Regions from separate parts of the Homo sapiens genome. Here regions 2 and 3 are each linked to region 1. Evidence: chromatin loops called from intact Hi-C (ENCODE). Cell type or tissue: heart left ventricle. All regions are shown on one strand. Region 1 has its middle 60 kb from the start of MSMB. Region 2 holds the start of ZNF488 (zinc finger protein 488). Region 3 holds the start of ANTXRL (ANTXR like).

Region 1 (8,000 bases):
GGCGTTAAGGAGGTAATTAAGGTTAAATGAGGTCATAAGAGTAAGGCCTTCATCAAATAGGACTGATGTCCTTACAAGAAGAGAAAGAGACGCCAGAGTTTTCTCTTCAAGCATGCACAGAGCAAAGGCCATGTGACAACTCCATGAGAAGGTCTCTGTTTGCAAGCCAAGAAGAGGAGTCTCATCAGAGACCAATCCTGGTGGCACCTTGATCATAGACTTTCAGCCTCCAGGATTGGTAGCAAATAAATTTTTATTGTTTAAGTCCCCCAGCCTGTGGTATTTTCTTATGACACCCAGAGCAGACTAACACTTATTTATTGATGATGATGATGATGATTATTATTATTATTATTATTTTTGAGATGGAGACTCACTTTGTCGCCCAGGCTGGAGTGCAGTGGCATGGTCTTGGCTTACTGCAACCTCTGCTTCCCAGGCTCAAGCGATTCTCCTGCCTCAGCCTCCAGAGTAGCTGAGATTACAGGGGCGTGCCACCAGGCCTGGTTAATTTTTGTATTTTTAGTAGAGACAGGGTTTCACCATGTTGCCCAGGCTGGTCTTGAACTCCTGATCTCAAGTGATCAGCCTGCCTTGGATCCCAAAGTGCTGGGATTACAGCCATGAGCCACCATGCCCGGCCCTAACACTTATTTAGTGTTTCTATTTCTGTCAATTCATATGACATATTTTTCTAGGAATTTGAACATTTATTAGCATGCCTTGTTATAAAGTTGTTCAGTTTATAGTTTATGTTTTTTTGTTTTATTTTATTAGGTGCATGCAAGTTTAGAATTGTTATGGCTTCCTGGAAAATGCAGCTGATTAGGAACTGATCCTCTTAACCCCTGGTCACACTTTCTCTGTGCTGAAGACTCCCACTTCCTTTTGGTTTCCCCAGCATCCCGGCCATATCTCCGTTATCTTTTCCCATCCTTTTATGTTAAACTTTTTTATGTCCTTATGTATTAGATATGTCTCTTTTTGAAAGTATATAGCCAGTTTTTATTGCTGCTTTTTTTTTTTTTTTTTTTTTTTGAGACATGGTCTCACTCTGTTGCCCAGGCTGGAGGGCAGTGGTGCGATCTTGGCTTACTGCAACCTCTGCTTCCTGGGTTCAAGACATTCTCGTGCCTCAGCCTCCCGAGTACCTGAGACTACAGGTGCACACCAACACTACCTGAGACTACAGGTGCGCACCACCACATCCGGTTAGTTTTTGTATTTTTTTGGTAGAGATGGGGATTCACCATGTTGGCCAGGCTGGTCTCGAACTCCTGACCTTGAATGATCCGCCTACCTTGGCTTCCCAAAGTCCTGGGATTACAGGCGTGATCCCACCGTGCCCAGCCAATTTTTTTTTTTTAAGAGTCAGGGTCTCACTCTGTTGCCCAAGCTAGAGTGCAGTGGTGCACTGATAGCTCACTATAACCTGGAACTTCTAGGCTCCTGCCTCCCACAGTCCAGTAACTAGGACTATAGGTGTGCACCACCACACCCAGCTAATTTTGTTTTTTGTGTTTTTTTTTTTTGAGAGAAAGGTTCTTGCTATGTTGCACAGACTGGCCTCAAGCAATCCTCCCGCATCTGCCTCCCAGAGCTATGGAATTACAGGCATGAGCCACGGTGCTGGATTGCATTTTTTTTTCTTTTTCTTTTTTTTTAGCAGACAAATTCTGACTTTAAATGGCAAGTTAAGTACATTGTGGGGAGCACGAAACTGCACCAATCAGATCTGTGACTGTGGGGAGTATGACTGGGAGAAGGGAGTGTTTTGGGAATCCATTCTCTACCACCACAATGGGCCACCACATTCACGGAAAGACCACACCCCTCACAGGCTTCTTCTAGCCAGAGGCCAGCAGGGATATGAAGACAGGCCCATGCCTAGGAAATCTCAGACTCCTCAGATGGCTCAAGGTCTCCCCATCTGCTTGGATAAACTTTCCTGGAACTGGTCTCCCCTCTGAAATTATTCTTTCATTTTCAGAAAACTCCCCATATTGGTGATGGTCATTATTTTCTGTATCTAGCCACTCACCTTAATCAGCGTGTTCCCAGCTTCTTTGCTCACCATTGTTTGTTGAACTCCACTCTTATGAGTTGTTTCCTTCTTTCTGAAATACATTCTTATCCTTTCATCAAGGTTGTACAGGTTGTAAACTCACACTTTGCACATCTGACAATACCTTCATTTTGTGCTCACACTTGATTTATATTCCAGATAGATACAGAATTCTATTTTTGAGGCACCCAAGGACATATCACTGGTGGCTGTGGCAACTTTATCATTGGTTTCACCACCAGTCTTTCCTGGGTAATCTGTGTTTTGAGTTTGGTGACTTTCAAATTGTTTTCTTTGTCTCTGATGTTCTGCATTTCGGATTTGATGTCTCTCTCTATTCCTCAATGTTCTCTCTTCCATAAAAGAAAAGTTTTGCTTCAGGACTGTGAGAGGCAGTCAAACCAGAGCGACTCCATTTTGAGTGAGGGCTAGGAAAATGAGGAGGGGACTTGCTGGGCTGCGTTCTCAGAAAGCTAGGCATTCCTCGCCTCTAGATGTTCACAGTTAAGGGAACAAATTAATAATGTTTACTAAACAGACCCAGACTTGGGAGTGTCCAGATATCAAGATATCTGGAGAACAAAGGCATTCCTAATTTTGCTTTAAAGATAATATTGATGCTTGCAAAATACAGTAATTAAGAAAATGAATCCTTTATCACAAACTCTTTTGCAGAGCACATCTCCCCATCTACACAAGCGTTGTACCTAGGATGGGGGCTTTACTCCTCTTACTTTCGGGAACGTCCCACTCTGTCTATGGAGTAGCTGCACTCTGACCACTTGACTTTCTTAATAAACTTGCTTTTGCTTTGCACTGCAGACTCGCCCTGAATTATTTCTTGCGTGAGATCCAAGAACCCTCTCTTGGGGTTTAGATGGGGACCTCTTTCCTGTAACAGGACCATCTCTAAGGTTTGATGTATGTTCTGAACCCAGCTTCCCCTCCTCAGACTTATGTTTGTCCTTGAGGATCTCATCTTTGCAACAGACCCTCCAAAGCCTTGGAGAGAAACTCAGCGCTTCCTCACGGTATCTCCGCGCACCCACTCACCCCTACCACGTCAGAACACCCACTGAGTGACGGAATTAATCAATGAGGGAGCAGGGACTCAGGGTGGTTTTCCTTTCAGTACTTGAAGAATTCTCCCTTCTCCAAACGAAGCTGCTTTGCACCCTACGCTCAAGCAATGTGACCCATGCACACTTGCCTGCAACAGCACCAAGAACTGCGATTACCTGAGACTCTATCCCATCTACCCTCACTCCCCCACTGCAGGGGAAACCCCAGGTCCTCCGAGTCCCAGCGCAGTCTCCACCCACCCCACAGTCATTCCGTCCAGACCACGGCCCTTCTGCCCTGGCCCCCTCCCACCCTCCAGGGGCAGTTAAGCCCCCAGACACCTCTGTGTTGTAAGGGTCGCGGAGCCCCCCTTCCTGGCAAAGTGCTGCGCGGTCACAGCTGGGGCCAGGGGAGCGGGGGCCAGGAGAGCGGAGGCGGCGGGGCGCTCCTGGAGGATCTGGGCTACTTGGGCGCTGGGGAGGTGCCGCTAGCGGGGCCGCCAGGTCGCGCGGGGAGGGAGGGCTGGGAGGCCACGGGGGTCGTCCGCGAAGAGGGAGCCACAGGCACGGGGCGCATCGCCGCGGCCCCCAGGGCCCAGGAGCGAGAGGTAGGGGAGCCTAGAGCCAGAGGGCGGCGGCGAGAGCTGGAGCCGCCTTCAAAGGACGCCCTCGCCCTCCCGCAGGCGCCGGCGCCCGGCCCAGTCCGAGCCATCAGAGGGCTGTCTGCCGAGCTGAGCCCGGGGAGGACTGGGCTGCCCAGCTGATCACAGGCTTTCTACCGGGTTGCGGGTTCTCCGGCCCCGGCACCCTCCCGCGCCGGGGCCGCCCACCCACAAGCCCTGCCCGGAAGGCGTGTGCGGCCAGGAAGGCGGGGCCTGGTGTCCTCAGGGCTCTGGCGCCAAGTTCAGAGCCGCGCGCTGGGCGCTTGGCGGTGGCGGCCGCGTCTGCACCTCCTCCCTGCGCGCCGCCTGACAGCCTGGGAGAGAAGCGCCCTCAGGTCGGCCAAGACCAAGACCGAGAGCAAGCGGGCGCGGGCAGCGGGGCCCATCTCATTTCCACTGCCTTTCCCCACAGTAGCGCTCTTGAGTCCTGACTTTGGCTGTTGGGTCCTTCCCTTCCCTCTGTCGCCAGCTTCCTCCCGCATTCTCCCAGGTCCTCTCTGAGTCCCATTCCTGTTCCTGTCCCCTGCCTTTCTGCCTCTTGTCTCCTTGTCCCGTCCCGTTTCTTTCTCCTCTCATCTCTCCCTTTTTTGTGTGTGTCTGCTTTATTGGCTATTTCTCTGTCTTGTCTCTTTTCCCTCTCTCACTGTCTTTTTCTCTCTCCCTATCCTCCGCTCATTTTTTGCAAGCAAGAATTCTCCCTTTGATTTATTTTTCTCCTAGAGAGACATGTTGGGCCGCGGTTCTCTTCATCCACCCATCCCTCCGTTCATGACATATTGCTCCATTATCTTCTTGGGCTGGCTGCTAGGGTAAGAACCATGCATCAGACCCAGATCCTTTCTCCAATAGATTATATCCAAAGATCTGGACATGTAACCTGTTCAGTGCCTTTTCTGGGGGAAAATACATAGATGATCAAATTATGAATCTCTGACTTTTCAGAGTTACCTGAAAGAAAACATCTGGTTTTAGAATCACAGCTTGATTGCATTCTTTCCTTGACCTTTTGCCTTTTACTAATAGGCACAGACATTGCAGGAGTAAGCTAAGCCTCGCAGAAGCATTTAAGGGACACTCACACCTTCTGTGCAATGCCAGGTGCAGGGGAGGGAGGGGGCAGGATACAGAGCTGGGTTGTGGGAAGACAGTGGGAGGCCAGGGCTTTGAACCTGAAACATTTGAGGAAGCCTGGAAATAAGAAAATAACAGTAAATTTCTAAAATATGTAGTTGCCCATGCCACTGATGTACGGAAATGAAGTTGCCTAATTACTCCTGAGAGTGACATGAGACATTTTATAACAATAATTCTAGGCCAGGCGCGGTGGCTCACGCTTGTAATCCTCGGCTTTGGGAGGCCGAGGCGGGCGGATCACGAGGTCAGGAGATAGATACCATCCTCGCTAACACTGTGAAACCCCGTCTCTACTAAAAACACACAAAAAAATTAGCTGGGCATGGTGGCGGGCGCCTGTAGTCCCAGCTACTCAGGAAGCTGAAGGAGGAGAATGGCGTGAACCCAGGAGGCGGAGCTTGCAGTGAGCGGAGATCGCGCCATTGCACTCCAGCTTGGGCTACAGAGCGAGCTGGACCCTCATAGGGATGGATGCAATCCCATCACCCACTCAGATGCCTGAGACTGTGCAGAAGCAGGGCCAGTGAAAGCAGAGGGCAGATCCAGCAGTGCTTCAAGGGGCCCTGCTATGCGGATTTAGAGTCGGCCATGGACATGGCTGAAGATGGCCAGGACATAGAACAGGGAGCAACAGCAGTACTCATTGCCCGTTGGCAAACAACGCCATATTGCTATACTTTCTGATAATCATGCTTAAGCAATTGGGGAATTCAGACTACCTGGGATCAAACTATGGCCCCACCCTTAGCAGTCATGTGACCTTGGGGAGGTTACTTACCTTCTCCGTCTCAACAACTTCTGCAAAATCTGTAACATGAGATTGTTTCTGAGGGTTAAATGAGCATAGCACAGTGGGGACACTGTCAGGCACACACTACTTGCCAGATGTCGAGTATTCATCTTTATTGAAATAGGACTGTGGTAAGCCACTTTATGGCTCTCGATTTTGTATGAGAAAATCATGCTTAGTGCCTTGTTAGTAAAAGAAAGAAAACCTGAAAGTCCCTGCCACGGAAGGAAGAAATAGCGGGGAGAAAAGGGAGTTGGTAAGTTTCAGCATTTCAGAGCTTGGAGGGGCAAGTTAGGTTTCTATTTTATGGAGAAGGAGGTGGAGGCAGGATGGGTCCTAAGGTGTCATTCAAAACACACAGCCATAACTCTTTATTGAGAGTAGAGCTAGGGCCCCAGGGATTGCTGTGGTCAAGTTGCGGACAAAAATGACCACTCGTTGGAAGACAGGAGAGGAGTGTTTAGTTACAAAAGCAGTCAACAATTCAGGTGTATCTATATTCAGTCAGCAAATAAAAGTTGTTCAACTTGGTTGCTAATGGGACCCACTCTACTGAGGCTTTGTATAGAACTCATAGAGGAAGCTGGCTTCGAGGAATGAACTACCCTTTGCTTTTCTTAGGACTAAAATCTCAGGAAGCTGGTGATGAATGAAAACCTTAGTCCCACTGGCACTGCACGAGGGGCCAGGAGAGCAGCAGCATCATAAGCCACAGGGTGGGGCAGCCAAGGCAGGGGCATTCTGAGCTGTTGGGGAGGGGTGGCAGGCAGGGTGGGGCACTGTGAGGTGTCGGGGAGGGCATTGTGAAGTGTGGGGTGGAGCATTGTGTGCCACATGCCTGGGCTCCCACCTGGGGCCAGTGGGCTTCAGTCTGTAGGTGACTACAGAAGGAGGAGGAGCTCCGTCTGTTCTCTCTTCAGGCAGTTGTTGTGTCTCTCAGCGCTTGTTGGGTTCACAACCTATTAAATAAGCCGGCTGGTCTTCACCCTCCCAGACAAGTCAACTCAGGGGAGGCAGCAGGGTGCGGGCCTTGGCCCGCAGCCCTAGCCGGGGCCGGGGCCAGGGCTGGTGCCCGGGGCCTCGCTGTGAGGTAGGCAGGCGAGGAGCGGGAAGACCATCTCTGCAAGTGCAGCATAGCCTCGGCCTAGGACAGCGGGAGTGCGTGGCCAAAGCTGTGAGCAGAGGCACAGGTGGTGGCAGACAGTAGAGGCGCCCCATGGGGAACATACTGACCTGTCGTGTGCACCCTAGCGTCAGCCTCGAGTTTGACCAGCAGCAGGGGTCGGTGTGTCCCTCTGAATCTGAGATCTATGAGGCAGGAGCTGAGGACAGGATGGCAGGAGCGCCCATGGCTGCTGCTGTACAGCCTGCTGAGGTGACTGTTGAAGTTGGTGAGGACCTCCACATGCACCACGTTCGTGACCGGGAGATGCCTGAAGGTGAGGAGGTGATAGGTGCCATCTACCCTCGGTTTGCCTCTGGCTGCTACTGTCCCCAAGGTTCCCTTTGAGGCATCCCCCACTTCGAGCTCCTTTCTGCTTGTAGCCAGCTTTCCCGGGGGCTGGCCAGGAACAAAAGCTGGCTCTGCCTTGAATTCCCACCCCTTAGTCTTTCCCCACCGAGTCCAGTCAGTTTCTTTTCGCCTCCCCTCCCAATCGCCCAGTTCTTGCTCTCTCATCTCATTCTCCCAGGCTGGCATGGGACCATTTATTTATGGCTCTTGTCGAATAAGCAGCAGTTGAATAAATGAGTTGATAAATTTTTATAAATGATTACATCTTTTTTCTTTTCTCCCTCTATACACATAGCTTTGGAGTTTAACCTTTCTGCCAATCCAGAGGGCAAGCACAATATTACAGAGGAACTCTCAAACAGATGGTGAGACAACAGTGTCTGTAGCTCTGTTTATTATCCTGTGGGACTTTGTTTAGGCTTCTTTGAGCTATTCTCTTCCTTTTCTCAATAAAAACTCAAATATCCCAACTTTTCAGTACCCATCTTATTTTTTCTTTGTACCTATCCAGATGGTACCTAAGTGAAGGAACCAGGTAAGTGCCTAATTGTTTCCTTTGTTAAAGTAGCCAAATCTCAAGACAGTTCCTATTCAAATATTTGGGGATTTCTTATTTAAAATCAGAATGGAGTTTGCCACGGGAGAGGCTATATGGTATTCTTAATGGGCTGCTTTAAGTCACCTTGATAGAAGCTGCTTAGTTTCTTCTAACTGTAATTTGAACACAGAAGGAAAAAGAAAAAAGGAGAGTGCTTAAAATAATTGTGAAAGGTGT
Region 2 (8,000 bases), 1.3 Mb after region 1:
AGAAATCAAGTGATGATCTTTGAAACTTTCTGAAACTGAGCTCCCCAAGTCTACAGGGGATCTAACCATGCCTGGCCTTCCCCACCAACACAGAGCACATCTCCCAAAGGCTTCCAACCAACCTGGGCCATCAACCAGGGTCCCCTGTTGCCCAACTCAGCAAGTGCTGCATCCTGGGAGATGAAGCCTCGCCCACCCCACAGTGTTAAGAGCTTGTGGTTCTCGGTTTATCACCCATCCTCTGGTGACTGCACACTGATCATTCACTCATCTGGGAACCACTGGCCACATTCTCCCACATTATCACCTTGACCAGGTTGTCTCAGGTAACCTTCGAGCCTTCCATCCAAATAGATGTTAAGTGCACGGGCTCCACGGTTGGAGGCCAGCTCTGCTGTATCCAACCTGTGACCTTGGGCAAGGCGTGGGTCCCCTCCAGGCCTGTTTTCTGATCTATAAAGAGGGTCACCTTGGTGTTTTCTTCACTGGGTTGTGGGAAAGATTAGAAGGATTAATATAGAGAAAGTGCTAAGGAACCTGGCTCAGTAAACATTAGGGGTATCACTTCTTATCGCACTGAGTGCAAAGGGACAGAGTCCACTCCATGGCAGCCTTCCCATTACTCCTGAGCTCTCAGGGACCAGTGCATAACAGTGTTTAATAAATGACCAAACAGCCTGGGCATTTTTCTCCTTCCTGCTCCACCTACAGAAGAAAGAACTCTTGGCAAACATCTGGATAACCTCTTTTTCCTGGGATGTCTGAAGTCACTCCCTAACCCAAGCCAACTGGCCAGCCTCAAGCTGTTCTGAGCTGCAGGTCAGGCACCAGATCTTATTCAGAGACACCATGTACCCCCACCCGCTCCCCCCAAGCAGTGCTTTGCTGCATCTGCTTTTCTCTTCAGTTAAAACACACAAGAGCAGAAAATACCTCCTGTCTTCTAATCCTTTGGTATCCCTAGTCTCTGCAGAAGCTTCCCAGACCCTTTTGGAAGATTCCAGAGGACAATCATCTACGGGCCTTTTCTGCATTTGGATTGTGAGGTCCTGGGGTTTCCTAAGAAAGGGAATACACCTGTTTCCAGGAATCCTCCTGGCTCTGGCACACTGAGGAAATTAAACACTGAAGGTGATCCAGGCTTTCCCAGAGGCTGGCTGGTGGCACTGGGGAGATGAGCAATTCCTGGTCAGCCCCTACAGGCTCTGTGGCCAGCTACGCCTGGACCCCTCTAGCAGCAATGCCTGCTGCATTCGAGGAAAGCCAAGTGCAGGAGACTGCGAACACAGCCAGTACCCATGGAAGCAGGGAGAGTGGCCCTAGTGCAACATAACTTGGCCACGTCGACCCTCATAGGGGTGGATGTGATCTCATCATCCACTCAGATGTCTGAGACTGTGCAGAAGCAGGGCCAGTGAAAGCAGAGGGCAGATCCAATGCTTCAATGGGGCCCTGCTGTGCAGATTGAGAGTCTGCCATGAATATGACTGAGGATGGCCAGGACATAGAACAGGGAGCAGTGTTCTGCCAAACAATGCCAATAGGCAGTGGCTGGTGCTGTGTGGAGTGATATTTTAGACGTTATATTTGCCAGGGCTGCAGCAACATGGAAGTCACATAAAGGGACTGAATTAGCCCTGGTCACTCAGGCGCCAGGGCACTACTTGTGTTCCAAATCAACCCTGCCACTACCTGCCTGAGCTCAGACAAACACTCTGGGCCTCCATCTCTTCATAAGTAAAACAAGAATGGTGATCTTCACTTCAGGCACTCACGGACAGGACTCAACAGGGCTCTGTGCATGCCAGATAGCAAGAGCACAAGGAACAGCAGCTCTTTTCCTGATACAACTAGAGAATAAAGGTGGAGCCTGAGACAGTGGTCCCAATTCCACTGGCAGCCTTCAGGCAAAAAGTCCATGATTTTACCTCAGCTATTCCTTCCGACCTTCCCAGGTTCCAACAATAGCATCATCTAAGGATAAAAAGACAATGATGTTCTTATAGAGGCACAGACCACTAATGAGGAAAAATAAGTTTAAAAATATTTAAGTTTGTCTTTTTTTTTAAATAATTGGTGTGATTATATGTTTCAAACAAAAGTTGCCACCTCTTGGATGTCTGAAAAGAAATCTGCCAAGCAAAGCAGACACGATGATTCTAAATCATTTGCAAAGTCTTTTATCCCTCCCCCCAGAATCCGCATATGTTGGGGATCAGGGATTAGATATAAAGGCAATTTAACTTTTTAAACCAGAAAAAAGCCTCACAAATCACAGTTCCATGCACATACCTATGAATTTGTCCAAAATATCTAGCATATGCAAATTCTTTCACTGAACACACTGCAATGCACCTTCATCATACTTAATTTCTGTTTAATTCTGTGTGATTTATCTACGGCCAAATTTCCATTTCTGTATCAATCAAAAGTAAATTAGTTGAATTTTCATTAAAGGTCATAATAAACTACAATATCATGTTAACTTATTTCCAAGAAGTGAAAGCTTCAACCTTTATTGGTAATTAAGATCTTTACAAACAAACAAGGGCTCTTTTATAACTTAGTGCATATATATTATGTATTTGTGTGTGTTTGAACATATAAATATGTATGTGTCATAAAATATCATTAAAAACTAAATCACATATCTCTGATAAGATTACATTGTAACCAAGAAACAAAAAATTGCCTCGATATAGTTCTATTTTATCCCTCAAAAAGAATGAGACTTGATTTTCTAGAGTTCGTCCCTTATGCATCTACGACAATCTTTGATACTAACAGGAAATATTTTCCCCTTGGCCCTCCTATCTAATGTACATAAAATCATTACTTTCAAATGCCATAATTACTGCCATAAAATGTCTAATGTCTCCCTCAGGAGTAATTAATTTCATTTCTGTACATCAGTGGCATTGGCAACTACATATTTTAGAAATTTACTGTTAATTTCTTATTTCCAGGCTCCCTCAAATGTTTCAAAGCCCTGGCCTCCCACTGTCTTCCTACAACCCTGCTCTGAATCCTGTCCCCTCCCTCCCCTGCACCTGGCATTGCATAGCCTGCCCAGAAGGCAGGTGTGGGTGGGAACGCCCCCTAAATGCTTCTGCAAGGCTTAGCTTCCTGCTGTGCTGTCTGTGTCTATTAGTAAAGGCAAAATGTCAAGGAAAGGATTCAATCAACCCCTTGTCTCTAAAACCAGGTATGTTCTTTTAGCTCATTCTAAAAACTCATTATAATGTGATCATTTGGTATTGTTTTGTTTCCCAGGAAAGGCAGTGAACAGGATACATGTCCAGATCTTTGGATATAATCTGTTGGAGAAAGGATCTGGGGCTGATGCATGGTTCTTACCCTACTGCCCAGCGCAAGCCCGGGCTGAGAATAACAGCAACACAGGATAAACCCCGGGAGAGACAGTGGGAGGGAGGAAAACAACTGCAGCCTGAAAGTCACCCTAGGAGAAAAATTCATAGGCAGAATTCTTGAGTGCTGAAAAAACAGGGGGGAGAGGGAGAAGGTAGGGGAGAAGAATAAACAAAGAGAGGAAAAGAGAGAGGGAGAGAGACTGACACAGAAGAAAATGAAAACAGGAAGACAATAAAGAAGAGATAGAGGAGAAAAAGTGAGAGAAGAGAAAGGGAACAGAAACGGGGATGGGACTCGGAGACGACGTGGGAGAGAGAGGAAGCTGGCGACATTGGGAAGGAAAGGACCCCACAGTCAAAGGCAGGACTCAACAACCCTGTCCTGGGGAAAGGCTGATGTGGAAGTGAGATGGACCCCGCCGCCCGCGCCCGCTCGCGGCTCTGTCCCTGCAGACAGGAGGGTGCGCCTCACCTGGGCTCTCTGGAGATGTGGAGCAAGAGGTGCTGGTGCAGCACAGCCTCCTCCCGGCCAAGAGCACTGCGCGTGGCTCTGAACTTGGCGCCGGAGCCCTGAGGGCGGCCAGATCCCGCCCCCAAGCCGCTCCCGCCTTCGGGGCGTGGTCTCGGCGTCGCCCACCCCCAGGGAAGCTCCAGCCTTCGGGGCGGGGCTTGCGGGTGGGCGGCCCCGGCAGGGGAGGGTGCCGCTGGCCAAAGAACTCACAACCCCGGGAGAAAACCCCCTTCTGACCCTCTGGGCTGCCCGGCCCTTCCCCGGCTCAGCTCCGCGGAGATGCCCCCAGCTGGCTTGGTCAGGGCCGGGCGCCATCGCCTGCGGGAGGGCGAGGGCGTTCTTTGGAGGCGGTGCCTGCTCTCGCCTACGCCCTCTGGTCCTGGGCGCCCGACCTCTCGCTCCTGGGCCCGCGGGGCCTCGGCGATGCGGGCGAGGGCTGCGCGCGGTGCCTGCGGCTCCAGTCTGCGCCGAGGACCCCCACGGCCTCCTGGCCCTCCTTCCCCCAGCAGCCTGGCGGCCGCTCGATCGGCACCTCCCCCCGCCGGAATCGCCCAGCTCCCCCCGGGAGCGCCCGCCGCCTCTGCTCCCCAGACCTCAGCTGTGACCACGCAACGCTCTGCCAGGAAGGCGGACTCCGCGACTCGGGCCATGGTGGAAAATGACAGTTAAAGTGCGTTAAAATTAAGAACTTATACTTTGATTAAAAAACAACAAACGGAGTGAAAAAGCAAGCCACACACTGAAAGAAGATACTTGCAGCAATTGATAAAGGATTAGTATCCAGGATATATACTTTTAATGAATTAGTGTGAAAGAGAGGAACACCCAAAGCAACGAATGGACACAGACATGAATAGGCACTTCAAAGAGGAACCACTAACGACCAAAATCATGTGAAAGGACGAAGTCTCTAGAGTAATTAGAAAATGCAAATTAAGACCACAAGGAGATGTTTAATCATTAGGCATAAATGTTAAAATATAATAATACCAACTGTCATGGAAGGCATGAAGCAAGGGAACCCTAATATGCTGGGGCGAAGTACACCCAATTTCATTTATTATAAAAGACCACTAATTTAAGATATTCTATTATACTAAATACAGCTCCAAAAGAGGGGGAAAAAACTGACAACCAACCAACTCAAATGCTTTTCATCACTTGTAATTTTTAAGTTATATAAAGAAAGATCTATTTTAGACTGTATTAATCCATTCTCACACTGCTATAAAGAATTGCCTGAGACTGGGTAATTTATAAAGGAAAGAGGTTTAATTGACTCACAGTTCAGCATGGATGCAGAGGCCTCGGGAAACTTACAATCATGGTGGAAGTGGAAGCAAAACAGGTCCTTCTTCACAGGGTGGCTGGAAGGAGAAGAATGAGAGAAGTGCAGAGTGAAGGGGGTAAAAGCCCCTCACAAACCCATTAGATTGCCTGAGAACTCACTCACTATCATGAGAACAGCACAGGGCAACCACCGCCATGATTCAATCACCTCCCAGTAAGTCCCTCCCCCTACATATGGGCATTACAATAAGGACTATAATTCAAGATGAGATTTGGGTGGGGAAACAGAGGCAGGCCATATTATTCCACCCCTGGTCCTTCTCAAATCTCATGTCCTCATATTTCAAAACACAATCATGCCTTTCGAACAGTCTGCCAACGTCTTAACTAATTCCATCATTAACCCAAAAGTCCAAGTTCAAAGTCTCATCTGAGACAAGGCAAGTCCTTTCCACCCATGAACCTGTAAAATCAAAAGAAAGTTATTTCCTAGATATAATGCAAGTACAGGCATTGTGTAAATACACCCATTCCAAATGGGAGAAATTGACCAAAACAAAGGGACTACAGGCCCCATGCAAGTTTGAAACCCAATAGGGCAGTCATTAAACCTTAAAGTTCCAAAATGACCTCCTTTGACTCCATGTCTCACACCCAGGTCATGCTGGTGCAAGATGTGGACTCCCACGGCCTTGGGCAGCTCTGGCCCTGTGACTTTACAGGGTACAGACCCCCTCCCAGCTGCTTTCTTGGGCTGCCTTTGAGTGCCTGTGGCTTTTCCAGGCACAAGGTGCAAGTTGTCGGTGGATCTACCATTCTTGGATTTGAAGGGCAGTTGTCCTCTTCTCACAGCTCCACTAGGCAGTGCCCAAGTGGGGACTCTGTGTGGGAGCTCCAGCCCCACATTTCCCTTCTGCACTGCCCTAACAGAGGTTCTCCATCAGGGGCCTGCCCTTGCAGCAACTTCTGCCTGGTCATCTAGGTGTTTCCACACATCCTCGGAAATCTAGGCAGAGATTTCCCAACCTCAATTCTTTTTTTTTTTTTCTTTCCTGACATGGAGTCCCACTCTGTTGCCCAGGCTGGAGTGCAGTGGCATGATCTCGGCTCACTGTGACCTCCACCTCCTGGGTTTAAGTGATTCTCCACTTCAGCCTCCCAGGTAGCTGGGATTACAGGCACCTGCCACCATGCCAGGCTAATTTTTGTATTTTTAGTACAGACAGAGTTTCACCATGTTGGCCAGGCTGGTCTTGAATTCCTGGCCTCAGGAGATCCGCTGGCCTTGGCCTCCCAAAGTGCTGGGATTACTGGCGTGAGCCACCACACCTGGCCCCAAACCTCAATTCTTGACTTCTGTGCACCCACAGGCCCAACACCATGTGCAAGCTTCCAAGGCTTGGGGCTTGAACCCTCTGAAACAATGGCCCAAGTTGTACCTTGGCCCCTTTTAGCCACGGCAGGAGCTGAAGCAACTGAGACGCAGGGCACTATGTTCCAAGGCTGCATAGAGGAGATGAGGGCCAATGAGCCTGGCCCACGAAACCATTTTTACCTCCTAGGTCTCTGGGCCTGTGATGGGAGGAGCTGCTGTAGGTCTCTGAGATGACCTGGAGACATTTTCCCCATTGTCATGATGATTAACATTCATCTCTTCATTATTTATGCAAATTTCTGCAGCAGGCTTGAATTTCCCCCAGAAAATGGGTTTTGCATTTCTATCACATCTTCAGGCTGCAAATTTTCTAAACTTTTATGCTCTGCTTCCTCTTGAACCCTTTGTTGCTTAGAAATTTCTTCCACCAGATACCCTAAATCATCTCTCTCAAGTTCAAAGTTCCACAGACTTCCAGGGCAGGGGCAAAATGCCATCAGCCTCTTTGTTAAAACATAGCAAGAAGCACCTTTATCCTAGTTCCCAACAAGTTACTTATCTCCATCTGAGACCACCTCAGCCTGGACTTCATTGTACATATCACTATCAGCATTTTGGTCAAAGCCATTCAACAAGTCTCTAGGAAGTTCCAAACCTTCCCACATCATCCTGCCTGTCTGCTTGTTAGCCCTCCAAACTGTTCCAACCTCTGCCTGTTACCCAGTTCCAAAGTCACTTCCACATTTTTTGATATCTTTACAGCAGCACCCCACTACCTGATAACAATTTATTGCATTAGTCCATTCTCATGCCGCTGTAAAGAACTGCTCAAGACTGGGCAATTTATAAAGGAAAGAGAGATTTAATTGACTCACAGTTCAGCATGGCTGGGGAGGCCTCAGGAAACGTACAGTCATGGCAAAAGGGGAGGCAAACACGTCCTTCTTCACATGATGGCAGGAAGGAGAAGAATGAGAGAAATGCAGAACGAAGGGGGGAAAGCCCCTCACAAAACCATCAGATCTCATGAGAATTCACTCACTATCATGAGAACAGCATATCACCCCCATGATTCAACCACCTCCAATGAGGTCCTTGCCCCAACACATGGGGGTTACAATTTGAATTATAATTCAAGATGAGATTTGGGTAGGAACACATAGCCAGAACATATACACTTGGTAGAAATTTTCTAAAATTATATGCCACTCTTGTGCATACAAAAATGGAGAAAATAAAATTGATTAAGGTATTTCTACAAATGTTTTACAGTAACACTCTGACTTCTGAATCACGCTTGAATCCCACTTGGTTGTGCCCATGTTTTTCCACACACTATACCCTCTCTGCCATTCAAAGCCCTGGTCATACAGCAGTTTTGACACTGGGATGTGAACTCATTCACACTCCTGCCCTAGAGCTGGGGCCTGTGTTCCCTCCCACTGACTCTTGG
Region 3 (8,000 bases), 180 kb after region 1:
TTATTCTATCCTTTTATTTTCAGAAAACTCCCCATATTGGTGATGGTCATTATTTTCCGTACCTAGCCACTCACCTTAATCAGTGTGTTCCCAGCTTCTTTGCTCACCGTCATTTCTTGAACTCCACTCTTCCAAATTGTTTCCTTCTTTCTGAAATACATTCTTATCCTTTCATCAAGGTTGTACAGGTTGTAAACTCACACTTTGCACATCTGACAATACCTTCATTTTGTGCTCACACTTGATTTATATTCCAGATAGATACAGAATTCTATTTTTGAGGCACCCAAGGACATATCACTGGTGGCTGTGGCAACTTTATCATTGGTTTCACCACCAGTCTTTCCTGGGTAATCTGTGTTTTGAGTTTGGTGACTTTCAAATTGTTTTCTTTGTCTCTGATGTTCTGCATTTCGGATTTGATGTCTCTCTCTATTCCTCAATGTTCTCTCTTCCATAAAAGAAAAGTTTTGCTTCAGGACTGTCAGAGGCAGTCAAACCAGAACGACTCCATTTTGAGTGAGGGCTAGGAAAATGAGGCGGGGACTTGCTGGGCTGCGTTCTCAGAAAGCTAGGCATTCCTCGCCTCTAGATGTTCACAGTTAAGGGAACAAATTAATAATGTTTACTAAACAGACCCAGACTTGGGAGTATCCAGATATCAAGATATCTGGAGAACAACGGCATTCCTAATTTTGCTTTAAAGATAATATTGATGCTTGCAAAATAGAGTAATTAAGAAAATGAATCCTTTATCACAAACCCTTTTGCAGAGCACATCTCCCCATCTACACAAGCGTTGTACCTAGGATGGGGGCTTTACTCCTCTTACTTTCGGGAACGTCCCACTCTGTCTATGGAGTAGCTGCACTTTGACCACTTGACTTTCTTAATAAACTTGCTTTTGCTTTGCACTGCAGACTCGCCCTGAATTCTTTCTTGCGTAAGATTCAAGAACCCTCTCTTGGTGTTTAGATGGGGACCCCTTTCCTGTAACAGGACCATCTCTAAGGTTTGATATATGTTCTGAACCCAACTTCCCCCTCATCAGACTTATGTTTGTCCTTGAGGATCTCATCTTTGCAACAGACCCTCCAAAGCCTTGGAGAGAAACTCAGCGCTTCCTCACGGTATCTCCGCGCACCCACTCACCCCTACCACGTCAGAACACCCACTGAGTGACGGAATTAATCAATGAGGGAGCAGGGACTCGGGGTGGTTTTCCTTTCAGTACTTGAAGAATTCTCCCTTCTCCAAAGGAAGCTACTTTGCACCCTACGCTCAAGCAATGTGACCCATGCACACTTGCCTGCAACAGCACCAAGAACTGCAATTACCTGAGACTCTATCCCATCTACCCTCACTCCACCACTGCAGGGGAAAGCCCAGGTCCTCCGAGTCCCAGCGCAGTCTCCACCCACCCCACAGTCATTCCGTCCAGACCACGGCCCTTCTGCCCTGGCCCCCTGCCACCCTCCAGGGGCAGTTAAGTCCCTGGACACCTCTATGTTCTAAGGGTCGCGGAGCCCCCCTTCCTGGCAAAGTGCTGCGCGGTCACAGCTGGGGCGAGGGGAGCGGAGGTGTCGGGGCGCTCCTGGAGGATCTGGGCTACTTGGGCCCTGGGGAGGTGCCGCTAGCGGGGCCGCCAGGTCGCGCGGGGAGGGAGAGCCGGGAGGCCACGGAGGTCCTCCGCGAAGAGGGAGCCACAGGCACGGGGCGCATCGCCGCGGCCCCCCTGGCGCAGGAGTGAGAGGTCGGGGAGCCTAGAGCCAGAGGGCCGCAGCGAGAGCTGGAGCCGCCTTCAAGGGATGCCCTCGCCCTCCCGCAGGCGCCGGCGCCCGGCCCAGCCCGAGCCATCAGAGGGCTGTCCGCCGAGCTGAGCCCGGGGAGGGCTGGGCTGCCCAGCTGATCAGAGGCTTTCTCCCGGATTGCGAGTTCTCTGGCCCGCGGCACCCTCCCGCGCGGGGGCCGCCCACCCACAAGCCCTGCCCCGAAGGCGTGTGCGGCCAGGAAGGCGGGGCCTGGTGTCCTCAGGGCTCTGGCGCCAAGTTCAGAGCCGCGCGCTGGGCGCTTGGCGGTGGCGGCCGCGTCTGCACCTCCTCCCTGCGCGCCGCCTGACAGTCTGGAGAGACAACTTAGCTTGAGCCCATTTTACAGATGGAAACCCGAGGCTCAGAGAGGTTGAGTGCTTTGCTCAGGGTTACTGAGAGGAGTGAGGTTTCTGCATCTGCCTCTTCGGAGGCATTGGCTGAAATTCATCTCTGATGTCAGGCACCCCCTCTGAGGAATCTGCTCGGAAAAGGCATCGGGAGCTGCAGCACGTGGTTTGCATCCTCTCCATGCAACAAAGGACCTAGACTTCCAGGAGTCACAGGGTAGTCTGCAGGGCAGGGTAGAGATGTTCCACAGAAGCTGGTCAAAAGCTGGAATATCATTAAAGATCACAATATACCACAACATCAGGTTCCATTATTTCTGAGGAGGCAAAGCAACTACATATTTTAGAAATTTACTGTTAATTTCTTATTTCCAGTCAGTCTCACCCAAATGTTTCAAGTGCAAAGCCCTGGCCTCCCACTGTCTTCCCACAACCCAGGTCTGTATCCTGTCCCTTGCCTCCCCTGCACCTGGCATTGCACAGAAGGTGTGGGTGGCAATGTCCCCTAAAAGCTTCTGCAAGGCTTAGCTTCCTGCTGTGCTGTCTGTGCCTCTATGAGTAAACGCAAAATGTCAAGAAAAGGATTCAATTGTCTTGTATCTAAAACCAGGTATTTTTTTCAGGTGACCCTGAAAATTCAGAGATTTATAATTTGATCATCTATGTACTTTTTCCCAGGAAAGGCACTGAACGGGTTACATGTGCAGATCTTTGTATATACTCTGTTGGAGAAAGGATCTGGGCTGAAGACGCCAGCACCTAGCACAAGCCCTGGATGAGAATAATGGGGCACTACAAGATGAACAGAGAGAGGGCTGGGGCGGGGAGGGGTGGATGCAAACGATTATGGCCAAGAAGTCACCTTAGGGGAAAAACATAAGAAGAATTCTTGCTTGCAAGAGAGAAGGAAGCCTATAGGGAGAGTGAGGGGAGAGGCCGAAAGAGAGAGAAGGAAAAAGGATAAAAGAGAAATAGCCAACAAGGCGGACACAAGAAAAAGGGAGAGATGAGAGAAACAGGAGAGGACAAGGAGACAAGAAGCAGAGAGGCAAGAGACAGGGACAGCAATGGGACTCGGAAAGGACATGGGAGAGAGCTGGAGGAAGCTGACAGAGGGAAGGGAAGAACCCCCCGCCGTCAAAGGCAGGACTCAAGAACGCTGCCTTTCGTGCAAGTGAGATGGGCTCCGCTGCCCGCGCCCGCTTGTTCTCGGTCTTGGCCGACCTGAGGGTGCGTCTCTCCCGGGCTCTCCAGAGGCGCGCAGGGGGGGAAGTGCAGACGCGGCCGCCACCGCCCAGCCCAGGGCGCGGCTCTGAACTTGGCGCCAGCGCCCAGAGGCCACCAGGCCCCGCCTTCCTGGCTGCACCCGCCTTCGGGGCGGGGCTTGCGGTTGGGCGGCTCCGGCGGGTAGGGCGTCGCGGGCCAGAGAAACGGCAACCTGGGAGAAACCCCCCTATTGATCCGTTGGGCGGCCCGGCCCTCCCCCGGCTCAGCTCCCCGGAGCCACCCCCAGCTGGCTCGGACCGGGACTGGCGCCTGCGACTATGCCTGCGGGAGGGCGAGGGCGTCCTTTGGAGGCGGTTCCCTCTCACGCCGCCGCCCTCTGGCTCCTGGGCCTGCCGGGTCTCGGCGATGGGCGAGGGCTGTGCCCGGTGCCTGCGGCTCCCTCCGCGCCGTGGACCCCCGCGGCCTCCCGGCCTTCCTTACCCCGGCGGCCTGGCGGCCCCGCGAGCTTCACCTCCCCAGCATCCGAATCGCGCAGCTCCTCCCGCGAGCGCCCGCCGCCTTCGCTCCCCAGGCCCCAGCTGAGACCGCCAGGAAGGCGGGCTCCTCGACCCCAGATCATAAGAGGTGTCTGGGAACTAAGGGTGGGAGGGGGCCAGGGTAGAAAATGTCAGTTCAAGTACGTTAAAATTAAGAACTTAGGCTTTGTTTAAAAAACAATAAATGAAGTGAAAAAAACAAGCCACAGAGTAAAAGAAGATACTTGCAGCAAGTGATAAAGGATTAGTATCCAGGATATATAAAGACTGTTATTGAGTCAATGTGAAAGAGAAAAACACCTGAAGCAAAGAATGGATGCCGGCATTAAATAGGCACTTCAAAGAGGAACCATGAACGACCAAAATCAAGTGAGTAGGTGACCAGTTCCCATTAGTAATTAGGAAATAGCAAATTAAGACCACAAAGAGGGCAGTGAGGGTGGCTCACACACCTCTAATCTCAGCGCTTGGGAGTCCAGGGCCAGAGGATCCCTTGAGGCCAGGAGGTGGAGTCTAGCCTGGGAAACATAGCAAGACCCTGTCTCTACAAAAAAATAAATAAATAAAATAAGAAAAAAGTAAACCACAAGGAGATGACTTACCACCAGGCAAAAATATTAAAGTATGCTAATACCAAGTATCAAGAAGAATGAAGCAAGATAGCTCAAATATGCTTTTGAAGGAAATATACTGGGCTTCATTCATTCTGAAATACCCCTTATTTAAGATACTCTATTATATTAAATACAGTTCCAAAACAAAAGAAATCAAAGAACAAAAAACTAACCCAATACTTTTATCACTTGTAATTTGTATATTACACATATTGAAAGATATATTTTAGACTTATTAGAGAACGATTTTTAATTGGATATCACTCTTGTGCATACAAAATAAAATAAAATTGATTAAGGTGTTTCTAACAGTTACAGTCTGACTTTTCTGAGTCCTGTTTGAGTCTCACTCATTGGTGCCTACGTCTTTCCACACACTGTAACCTCTCTGCTATTCAAAGCGTTGGTCATACAGCAGTTTTGACACTGGGATGTGAACCTGTCCACATTCTTTCCCTAGAGAGGGGGCCTGTGTTCCTGCCCATTGACTCTTGGCAGCTGTGACTGCTTGGACCAATAGAGCACAGTGGAAGTGACACTGTGTGACTTCCAAGGTGATGTCATAAAAAGCTCTACAGTTTCTGCCGTGCTCACTGAAAATACTCACTCTTGGACCTCTGGGCCACCTGTAAAAGCCCAAGCACCCTGAAGCTGCCATGCTGGGAGGAAGCCCAGGTCACACGGGGAGGCTACATGCAGGGTCTCCATTCACAGTCCCAGCTGAGCCCAGGTTTTGGGCCCTCCTGCCTAGGAGCCACACTTGTGAGTGGAGCAGCCTCCAGATAATTCCAGTGCCCAATCCTTCAAGTTATGGGGCCCCAGACATGAGGAGCCCTCCTAACTCCGCCCTGAGTGCCTGATCCTCAGAACCTGTGAGCATAATAAAATGGGCCTGTTCTGTGTCCCTAAATGTAGGTGGTCTGTTACACAGCAGTAGAGAACCGGAATGTCCCTCATTCACAAAGACTCTGGCAACACTGCAGTTTCCATCTCCTTCCCGAACTGCCATCTCCTGGGGGACTTCAGTGTCACACAAATAACCTCCCATTGCCAACACTCTGGCCTCCCAGTCCTTGACCTCCTCACCCACAGCAATGTCCTCACCTAACTCACCTGGGCTAACTCTTCCAATGAACAAACAGCAGGGTCTAGTGGTTTTAAGGGACACTGTGAGGGCTGTTATAAGGGAAATGGAGGCTTCCTCTTGTAGCCCCTCCAAAGGTCCTGTGCCTCCCCCTGATGTTGTCAACATGCAGGACATTGGGAAGAGCTGCAGGTCACAAAGTCACCATGTCAACCTTCCTGTCAACCATAACAGAGAATTCTGTCCCCAGGGTGGGGGAAGGGCCAGGCAGGTAGCTGGAAGCAAGTCTCCCAGAGCCAGCTGCTGACCCTAGTCCCTGCGATCTGGGGAGGTACCTGGTGGAGGGCCATAGTGTGCACTGGTGAAAGGGCAGGAGGAGGGGTGTGGCCCCGGGCATAAGGGGAGGCGGCAAAGAAGGGGCCTGTGCTCAGCCTCTCTGGGCCCTGGCACAGGCACCCAAGAGTGAGGTGGGGTCACAGGGACAGCCAGATAATGGGGAGCCATGAGTCCCTGGGGCCCTACTTCCTGGTCTTCCTGCTGCTGCTGCTGCTTCCTCCACCGCTTTTTAGAGCAGGAAGCCTTCGGTACCATGGACCTGACTGGAGAATATTTCACCGCCTGGCCCTGGGCTCCAGGAGAGCCCACCACCACCATGGCCCAGGATGGAGGCAGCACTGGCGCCAGGGGCAAGCAGGTCACAGATGCCAGGGCTCATTTGACCTCTACTTCATCTTGGACAAGTGAGTGTCCCTTCTAGCTCTGGCCCTGGGTCACCCTCAGGAGCCACTGTCTCTTTTTCACTAGGGACAGGACACCACTCAAGGAGATGCAAGCTTCCGTCACAGAAGCAGGGCCAAACTTTGGTCAGACCAGACCTAGGCCTCCTGTTTTTCTGAGGCAGAAAGAATGCCCTGGCTTTCTTTTCCCTGGTGCTTCATCTCCTGGATGAGGAAAAAAGCCACCAAAGGGGTTCTGGACGATTCCCTACCCCTCCATCAGCTGGGTCAGCATCCTCATCCTCACGCTGCTGCAACAGATGATTGCTCGGACCTGCCTCTCAGCAGTTCTCAGATGCTCACTGCGGATGTTTGGGGTTTCTGTGTTGTTTTGCTTGTTTGTTTTTTCACGCAAATGACTTCTATTTTACTGGGCCCCACAGAGATTGCTTTGTTGCCTGTGTTGGGCATTCTAATGTCACTGCTTAGAGAAGGCCTTTGGTTGGCTGCTTCTAAGTGCCTCTTCTGCAACTTGGAGAGCCACGCGATAGTTCCTACACTTTCAGAACAGTTTGGTCTGTTTCAGGCTGGCCCTGGGGAAGCTGGGCTACGTATTAGGCACCTTCTGGCTCACCAGGAAAGAAAAGAGGCAAATGTTCAGCTTTGGAGAGATTGCCTTGGTTCCCTTTCCTGCTCCTCCTGCTGGGTGGTAATACTCTGTGCTTATTCAGTAGCAGCAGTGGTGCAATCTTCAGGAGAATGTTGCAGCACTTTCTGGCCTCCAAAGCCCTTCCCCTGCACTCCTGGCACCTCACCACAATCCTGGGCTGTGAGTAGTACAGGTATTTTTCTATCTGGTTCCTGGACAAGGGTGGCTCCTGGAGGTTGGGGAAGCATCCAGAGACAGCTAGTGTGACAAGACTCCGGCTTCCTGTGCTGCACACTTTCCAGCATCGCAGGTTGAAATTCCTCTGATTTTTCTCATTCCTCCTGGATACTAATGGTTAGGGGACGTGTACCCCAGCCCACCAATTCCCATGGTTTCTGACTGTTCTGCTACTCTTGGGGAAGGAGCAACTCAGTTCTGGAGACAGGCAGAGTCCACTCACTAGCCACATAGTCTTGGGCAAGTTGCTTCATCATTCTGTGCCTTCGTGTCCCCCATCTGTAAAAAGGGTATCTTCATTTTCACCTTGCCAAGTGTGATGAGGATGAAGGGAGAATTTGCAGGTCAGAGGCGATGACAGAGGATGGGGATGAAGGGACCTGCCAGGCAAGGCAGAGCCACAGGCTAGAAACTCACAGGAACTGCAGAGGCCCTGATGTAATCCCAGACAGACTGGATGAGGGGGAATGCAGAGGGAGTGCCTAGAGTGGATGTAAAGGGAGCAGACAAAAGCAACCTTAATGAGTCTTCCTAACAAGGCTGGGGGTAAAGGGCATTGCCCCATTCTAAGGAGGAGGCAATGAGCCAGGTCATGGCCAGGGAATGACCCACCACAGCCTCCAGATAGACCATGGTGCTGAATTGAAACTCTGGATTTTGTGACTCCAAAGCCCATCCAAAGACCACGCAGCTGGGCGGGACCCTGAGAAACTTGCGGTAATCCTCCAGGCAGAAACAACATCTACTGCCTGCAGGCAGGCTCTTTGGTCATTAGCGTC

Evidence for each region. Peaks named below come from ENCODE experiments on the same cell type or tissue, not always from the same donor. Only the 100,000 strongest peaks of a DNase experiment are listed, where the experiment ranks them.
Region 2: a loop joins it to region 1, with 10 times the contacts of the local background. A loop is called at or near these places in 6 of 110 quality-filtered maps.
Region 3: a loop joins it to region 1, with 14 times the contacts of the local background. A loop is called at or near these places in 30 of 110 quality-filtered maps.

The regions. Positions count from the first base shown.
Region 1 is chr10:46,102,693-46,110,692 of GRCh38, forward strand. It overlaps the pseudogene AGAP7P. Among named protein-coding and RNA genes, the nearest start is that of MSMB, 60 kb to the left of the region's middle. In heart left ventricle, no CTCF peak of the experiment used is centred here; DNase peaks (open chromatin) are centred at 3,869 and 4,129; H3K4me3 peaks cover 1,322 bases.
Region 2 is chr10:47,380,377-47,388,376 of GRCh38, forward strand. ZNF488 (zinc finger protein 488) reads right to left here and starts at 3,917. Exons shown (of 2, transcript NM_153034.4): 1 at 3,844-3,917. RefSeq lists an enhancer at 3,824-4,323 and a silencer at 3,886-4,365. In heart left ventricle, no CTCF peak of the experiment used is centred here; a DNase peak (open chromatin) is centred at 4,035; H3K4me3 peaks cover 1,290 bases; H3K27ac peaks cover 524 bases.
Region 3 is chr10:46,281,152-46,289,151 of GRCh38, forward strand. ANTXRL (ANTXR like) reads left to right here and starts at 5,846. Exons shown (of 17, transcript NM_001278688.3): 1 at 5,846-6,359. The coding sequence starts at 6,112. It overlaps LOC105378577 (a long non-coding RNA gene), which reads left to right and starts at 3,699. Exons shown (of 1, transcript NR_160731.1): 1 at 3,699-4,846. RefSeq lists silencers at 1,886-2,035, 3,400-3,889. In heart left ventricle, no CTCF peak of the experiment used is centred here; DNase peaks (open chromatin) are centred at 1,960 and 3,490; H3K4me3 peaks cover 2,663 bases; H3K27ac peaks cover 469 bases.